Linked DNA regions of Homo sapiens: region 1 is linked to region 2. Evidence: chromatin loops called from intact Hi-C (ENCODE). Cell type or tissue: GM12878. All regions are shown on one strand. Links, peaks and the distances in the headings refer to the core of each region. The heading gives the core; the rest is flanking DNA. Region 1 overlaps HOMER1 (homer scaffold protein 1). Region 2 overlaps DMGDH (dimethylglycine dehydrogenase).

Region 1 (2,922 bases), core at 260-2,759, 440 kb before region 2:
CACGATCTCAGCTCACTGCAGCCTTGACTTACCTGGCTCAGGTGATCTCTCCTGTCAAGTAGCTGGGACCACAGGTGTGCGCCACCATGCCCGGCTAATTTTTTGTAGAGATGGGGTTTCCCCATATTGCCCAGCTGGTCTTGAACTCCTGGGCTCAGGCAATCTGCCTGTCTCAGCCTCCGAAAGTGCTGGGATTACAGGTATGAGCCACCACACCCAGCCTAAAAATGTAATTTTAAATGTGATCTATCAGGCATACTTGATATATTTTTAAACACTGAAATTTTACCTGAAATGGATGGGGTTTTTAATGGGTGGTAAGGACAAAGTCACTTGGCAGTTATTTAATACATACCAAGCAAGTTTCTTTGAACATTGAAGATGTTGCTTAAATGTGCATTGAATGAGGTTGCTTGCTTTTTACTCTGAATTTCAGCATATTCCTTAATACTTTATAGCTACTTATTAAAGTGGCCAAGAGTAAGTACTAAAATCTCTTAATAACTAATACCATGTCCTATAGATTATAAAAACTACTCTTAAAGTAAGAGGTGACATATAAGAAATGTAAACAGTAGCTCACGCCCGTAATCCCAGCACTTTGTGAGGCTGAGGCCGGCGGATCACGAGGACAGGAGATCGAGACCATCCTGGCTAACACGGTGAAACCCCATCTCTACTAAAAAATACAAAAAATTAGCAGGGTGTGGTGACGGGTGCCTGTAGTCCCAGCTACTCGGGAGGCTGAGGCAGGAGAATGGCGTGAACCTGGGAGGTGGAGCTTGCAGTGAGCCAAGATTGCACCACTGCACTCCAGCCTGGGCGACAGAGCGAGACTCTGTCTCAAAAAAAAAAAAAAAAAAAAAAAAAAGAAGAAATGTAAACAGTACTGTTACTCTTTAAGTGTATTTTTATATAATTTAAGAATCTTAATTTCCAAATGGAAATTTTAGATTTGATATTTTCTTCAAATACATCAATTAAATACTTAATGTCATGAAAATATTTCTGATAACTATAATGCAAACAATTATTTTTTAAAACCTTTAATTTCAGTGTTCACCCAACAGATTAAAAGATCAAGGAATTCAGATCATACATTTTTTTTTCTTTTTTAAAGAGACAGGGTCTTGCTCTGTCACCCATCCTGGAATGCAGTGGTGTACAATCATAGCTCGCTGCAGCCTCCAACTCCTGGGCTCAAATGATCCTCCTGCCTCATCCTCTTGAGTAGCTGAGACTATAGGCATGTGCCACCACAGCCAGCTAATTTTTAAATTTTTTATGGAGGCGAGGTCTTGCTGTTGGCCAACCTGGTCTGGAACTCATGGGCTCAAGCGATCCTCCCGCTTTGGCCTCCCACAGCACTAGGACTACAGAGGTGAGCCACTGTGCCTGGCCAGATCATACAATTAAAAAAAAAAATCCTTCCAGAAGTCTCGATACTTCTATTATAGCAAGGTTACTTTACAATTTTGTATTTGCTATAGAGTAACTTCCAGGTTTTAAAAAACATGCACCTGCTATATTTTTGGTTCATCACTAGGTGGAGTTGTTGCAGTATAATTATGTGTTGGGTAGCCATTAGCAGAAAAACCTTTGCATTCTTCAAAGTTCGTATATGGTTTTTAAAAAAGAACATTGTATGTATAAGCAATCAGCTTATTACACATATCATGGCATAGGGACATACAGTTGGTAGTATGTTATATTATGCAGTCATAATCTCTGAGCAGCATCAAAACAGGTATCTTAATGAGATTTTTCATGGGGTAGGATATATGTATGAGAAAGAGAGGAGGTGGTGAGATTTAAACCAGTTCCCTGATAATCGTGTGGAGTTTCAATTTATATTATTAAGTTGTACAGGATAATTCTTTCTAGGAAATTCCAGTGCTTGAGCTGCTGCATCCAAAGTCATGCTATGCCACTTCATAGTGGCACTGAAACTAAATTCTCCAGCCATTACCTATCAAGTTAAATGGTAATTAGTGTCCGTCTATTCCTGGACTTATCCTTGTCATTCTCATTTTGGCCTGAACAAGTATTGTTCAGCTTCTCTTGCCACTTCAGTCACCCAAAAGCAAGCTGAGGGTAGAATGTTTTTTGTCTTACTTTCCTGTTTACTTCAAATCAAGGGGGATGTTTTTGTCGGGAATTGGATGTACCTTCAGCACCTGTAGTCCTACAGTTAGGCATGTTTGGATTTCGCTCCTCTCCTACTTTCCCTTATTCCTCTCAGTTGAGTTCCAACCTGTTAAAATTGTCATTCTTTGATTCTTTGGCAGTCTTCAAAAATGGCCCCTAAAGCATTATTTTCCATCGTTAATTGTTATGTAAGTGTAATTTCTTCACAGTGCCATTTTAGAAAGATATTTTAATACCTATACAAGGTTAAGAAAAATTAAACAATACCTAAAGGATAAGAAAGCGAAGTAATTGAGCCCCATCCCCAGAAGCAACTACTTTTAAAAAATGTAATTTTTATTTCTTTTAGTGGTTGCCTCCATAGCTCTAATAAGCTCTTATATTACTATTTTTTTAATTGAAAGCTTTGGATTTTAAATCCTTATTGCAGAAAGTCAACTAGTGGTGAATTTTTGCCAGTTCCACATTTACCTTTCCATTTCTTCCTCTTCCCACCCATCTCAATGCAGTTATTCTTATAAATTGCTCTGTTGGTTCTACAATTTTAAATGGGGACCCCAAAATCAAATTGTGTATACTGTGGGGTGGTGTTATGAAGTGAATGAATGACCAGTGTGTAGCTTGTATAGTTCTGAACTGCCACCAATTACAGTATTGGGGGGGCATGTTAGTGCAGAGTTTATTGTAAGTAAGCCTCTTTCCTCAGTTTTCATTTGCATAGTTTTTTAAATGACAACTGTTTGAAACAATTAGCAAACGTATTATCATATAGAA
Region 2 (2,922 bases), core at 247-2,746:
AACCTATGCCATGAATGCCTTACGCCTGGAGAAAGCCTTCAGAGCCTGGGGGTTAGAGGTTTGAAATGCTAGCATCTTTATTAACATTTTATGTTTATTTATCTCATTTTTATATAAGGGCTGGTTTGAACTGCAATAACATTGGTTTTGGCTGTAAGAGAAATTACATATCATTAGATAACTTTATTTCATTAGGGGAAGAGGTTTTTCTCCTTAATTTCTCAAGTGAAAGTTCAGTGGAATTCTGACATATGTTTATTCTGCCTTAATTCATCCTAGTTGGCTGACAGCCCTAGATAACTGTCTTGGACTTTGGGGAGCCGGCTTGCCTCATGGGATTAGAGTAACACTTTTCAAAATCTCTCCTCCTCTGTCATTTTGCCCGTCTTCATTTTCTTCTTATCTTATACCTTTTGGTGAATTAACACTCCTTTCTGAGGGGCAGGGTTGATGGTCCAGAATGTGGTGGTCCAGCCTTCCTCCACCATTAATAATGGTTATTAAGAGTTTCTATTTGTATAGTGCTTTAACCATTTACATATTTTCATATGCATGATTTCATTTTCCTTCTCAACTCTCCATTACCTCTATTTTACGCATAATAACACTGAGACTTAGAGAACCACTTGGTCCAGATTACCTAGTAAGTGGCCAGCCTGTGGTTTAAACTCTGTTCTCCTACTTTATTTCCAATATGGCAGGCTATCCCTGGACCCAGTCACTATTTCAGATTCAGTAGTTGTTTCTTTGGAAGACACTGAGGTTTTAGACCTGAAAGGTAAGATAAGGGATAGTGGTAAAAGATGAACTCAGAGCGGGGACTCTTGGGTTTGAATTTTTCCTCCACCACGCACCAGCTATCTGGCTTAACCCTCCAGAACTTCTGTTTACTTTTCTAAAAAATGGATTTTTTATGCTACAGAATTATCATAGATAGTAGAGAGAGTCTAGGAAGTGCCAAGCACATAATAAAGTGCATTTGATTGAAGGGGAGAGTGTGTTTCAAAGCCCAGGCAGAGACCCAAGGGCATTTAGAGTGCGCAGAAGCAAGTGGGCAAGCTCTCCACGAGAGATCCCCTATTAGGGGATTCTCTAGCTACAACTGGGGACTGAGGCGAGGCTAGGCGCAGGGACAGAAACGGAGGACAGCGCGGTCCCCACACTCTCCGAGGAATGAAGCAGCAGGAGCAGCCCTTTGGGAGTCAGACATTTCTCCATTCTCCTGCCTTTTATTTTCTCAGATTTCCTCTCCCGGCGACCTCCTCTGGAGAGCTTTTCTCCTTCTCCCGTCCCTCCGATTTCCCAGCAGTGCCAGAGCGCCCTCTAGTGTTGGCACTGCAATCCTCTGTGCTTCATTTTTATTTTTTTCTTTGAAGAAATTCTGAAATTTTGAACAGATAAATATAATTTTAGAATAGCTCAAATTGATTAAGAAATATGAGGCAACGTTTTACGTCATATAAAACAAGCGTACTTTCATTTAGTTTATGCAGGTGCTGTGTTGCTTTAAAAGTTTGACTGCTTGTAGGGGGTTTAGACTAGTTCTCTCACTGCGAAGAAAACAACAAAACGAAGAAAGAAACAAAAACCATTAACTTCAGGTCTATTACCAAATATTGGCGTTAGCCCTGACTTGGTAGCTATTACAGTGACTTGGCCACATTTGAAGAGATACAGATTCAAACTCCGCTTATTCCTTTCTCCTCTCCTGAACTCTATCAGCCACCTTCCTACTATCTGCTTTCCCTCCACCTTACCCTGATTCTTGGTGAATTGTAAGATAAGTAAATTGTTTAATAACTTTTCAAAACGTAGTTATGTAAAATTATTGCAGAAAAACATGTGAAAATCTTGTTTCTAGAAGAAACATCACGTACATTCCCTCAGATGTTTATTAAAATGGGAGAGCTGTGGAAACACAGTGAATTTTAGTTTCTATATTTGTTATATTCAAATGACCAGTTTTGCTGAAAGGCTACATCGAATTTTGGATTAAAAAATTGTTTTCAAAACCGGTCTATAGTTTGCCTTTCTTTAGAATCTGTGTTGAAAAATCAAAAAGGGTTCTTTCTCCTAAAAACAAATATGAAAGTGATGTTACCAAAATGACTTGCACTCATCTAAGATTTAAAATGTGTGTTTCCTTTTTAGATGAACTGTGATACAAATCCTTTGGAAGCTGGACTGGAATATTTTGTGAAGTTAAATAAGGTATGTTTACATTCCAAAGTGTGCTTGAAGTAAATCTTAACATTATGATGCTATTTTGTGACAGAGCCATTCTTTAAAATTTAACCAAGTATGGATTATAGGAGAAACAAGGTGAACATAAATACTAGCATTGCTCAATTGTGTCATATTACTCTTTTGTCAACATTTGCTTAGTTCAAACTATTGGAGTGTGCTTACAGATTTAAGATAGCAGAATCCAGCATCTTTAAGGGCTAAATCTAAATTCTAAGATAAAAATTAGTAAGGATAAGAAGATTATCTGTCAGATTCTAGTAGACATTTATGTTGGAAGTGCGCCATGTTGTGTATTTTGCAGTAACTCCTGGTGACTTGGGAAATTGCACATTAGCTGATCAAACATAGTGCATTCATTGATCCTTCTGGATACTCACAGTGTGGAGCAGCCTCACTTCAGCATATCTGTCCATCTGCTTATCAAGCATCTTTGTGGGTAACTGCAACATCTGAATATAAGCAAATAACACGTTTCAAACGTTTTCGGCATAAAATGGGTATTAACTGAGAAGCTAATATAAGCCCAAATAATCATAACCGATAAGACACTCCAAAGGGAACTCCTACATCAGTGGTTCTTAAAATGTAGCCTTCAGACTAACAGCATCAGCCTCATTGGGAGCTTGTTTGAAATGCTAATTCTCAGGTCCCACCCTAGAACTACTAAATCAGAAT

What was found. Peaks named below come from ENCODE experiments on the same cell type or tissue, not always from the same donor. Only the 100,000 strongest peaks of a DNase experiment are listed, where the experiment ranks them.
Region 1: a loop joins it to region 2, with 10 times the contacts of the local background. A loop is called at or near these places in 82 of 110 quality-filtered maps.

What each region holds. Positions count from the first base shown.
Region 1 is chr5:79,463,534-79,466,455 of GRCh38, reverse strand. The region is part of intron 1 of HOMER1 (homer scaffold protein 1); the gene reads left to right. Among named protein-coding and RNA genes, the nearest start is that of HOMER1, 49 kb to the left of the region's middle. In GM12878, for the core only: a CTCF peak has its summit at 1,549; no DNase peak of the experiment used is centred there.
Region 2 is chr5:79,023,560-79,026,481 of GRCh38, reverse strand. DMGDH (dimethylglycine dehydrogenase) reads left to right here. Exons shown (of 16, transcript NM_013391.3): 13 at 1-58; 14 at 2,152-2,211. Among named protein-coding and RNA genes, the nearest start is that of ARSB, 40 kb to the right of the region's middle. In GM12878, for the core only: a CTCF peak has its summit at 1,322 (motif pointing left); no DNase peak of the experiment used is centred there.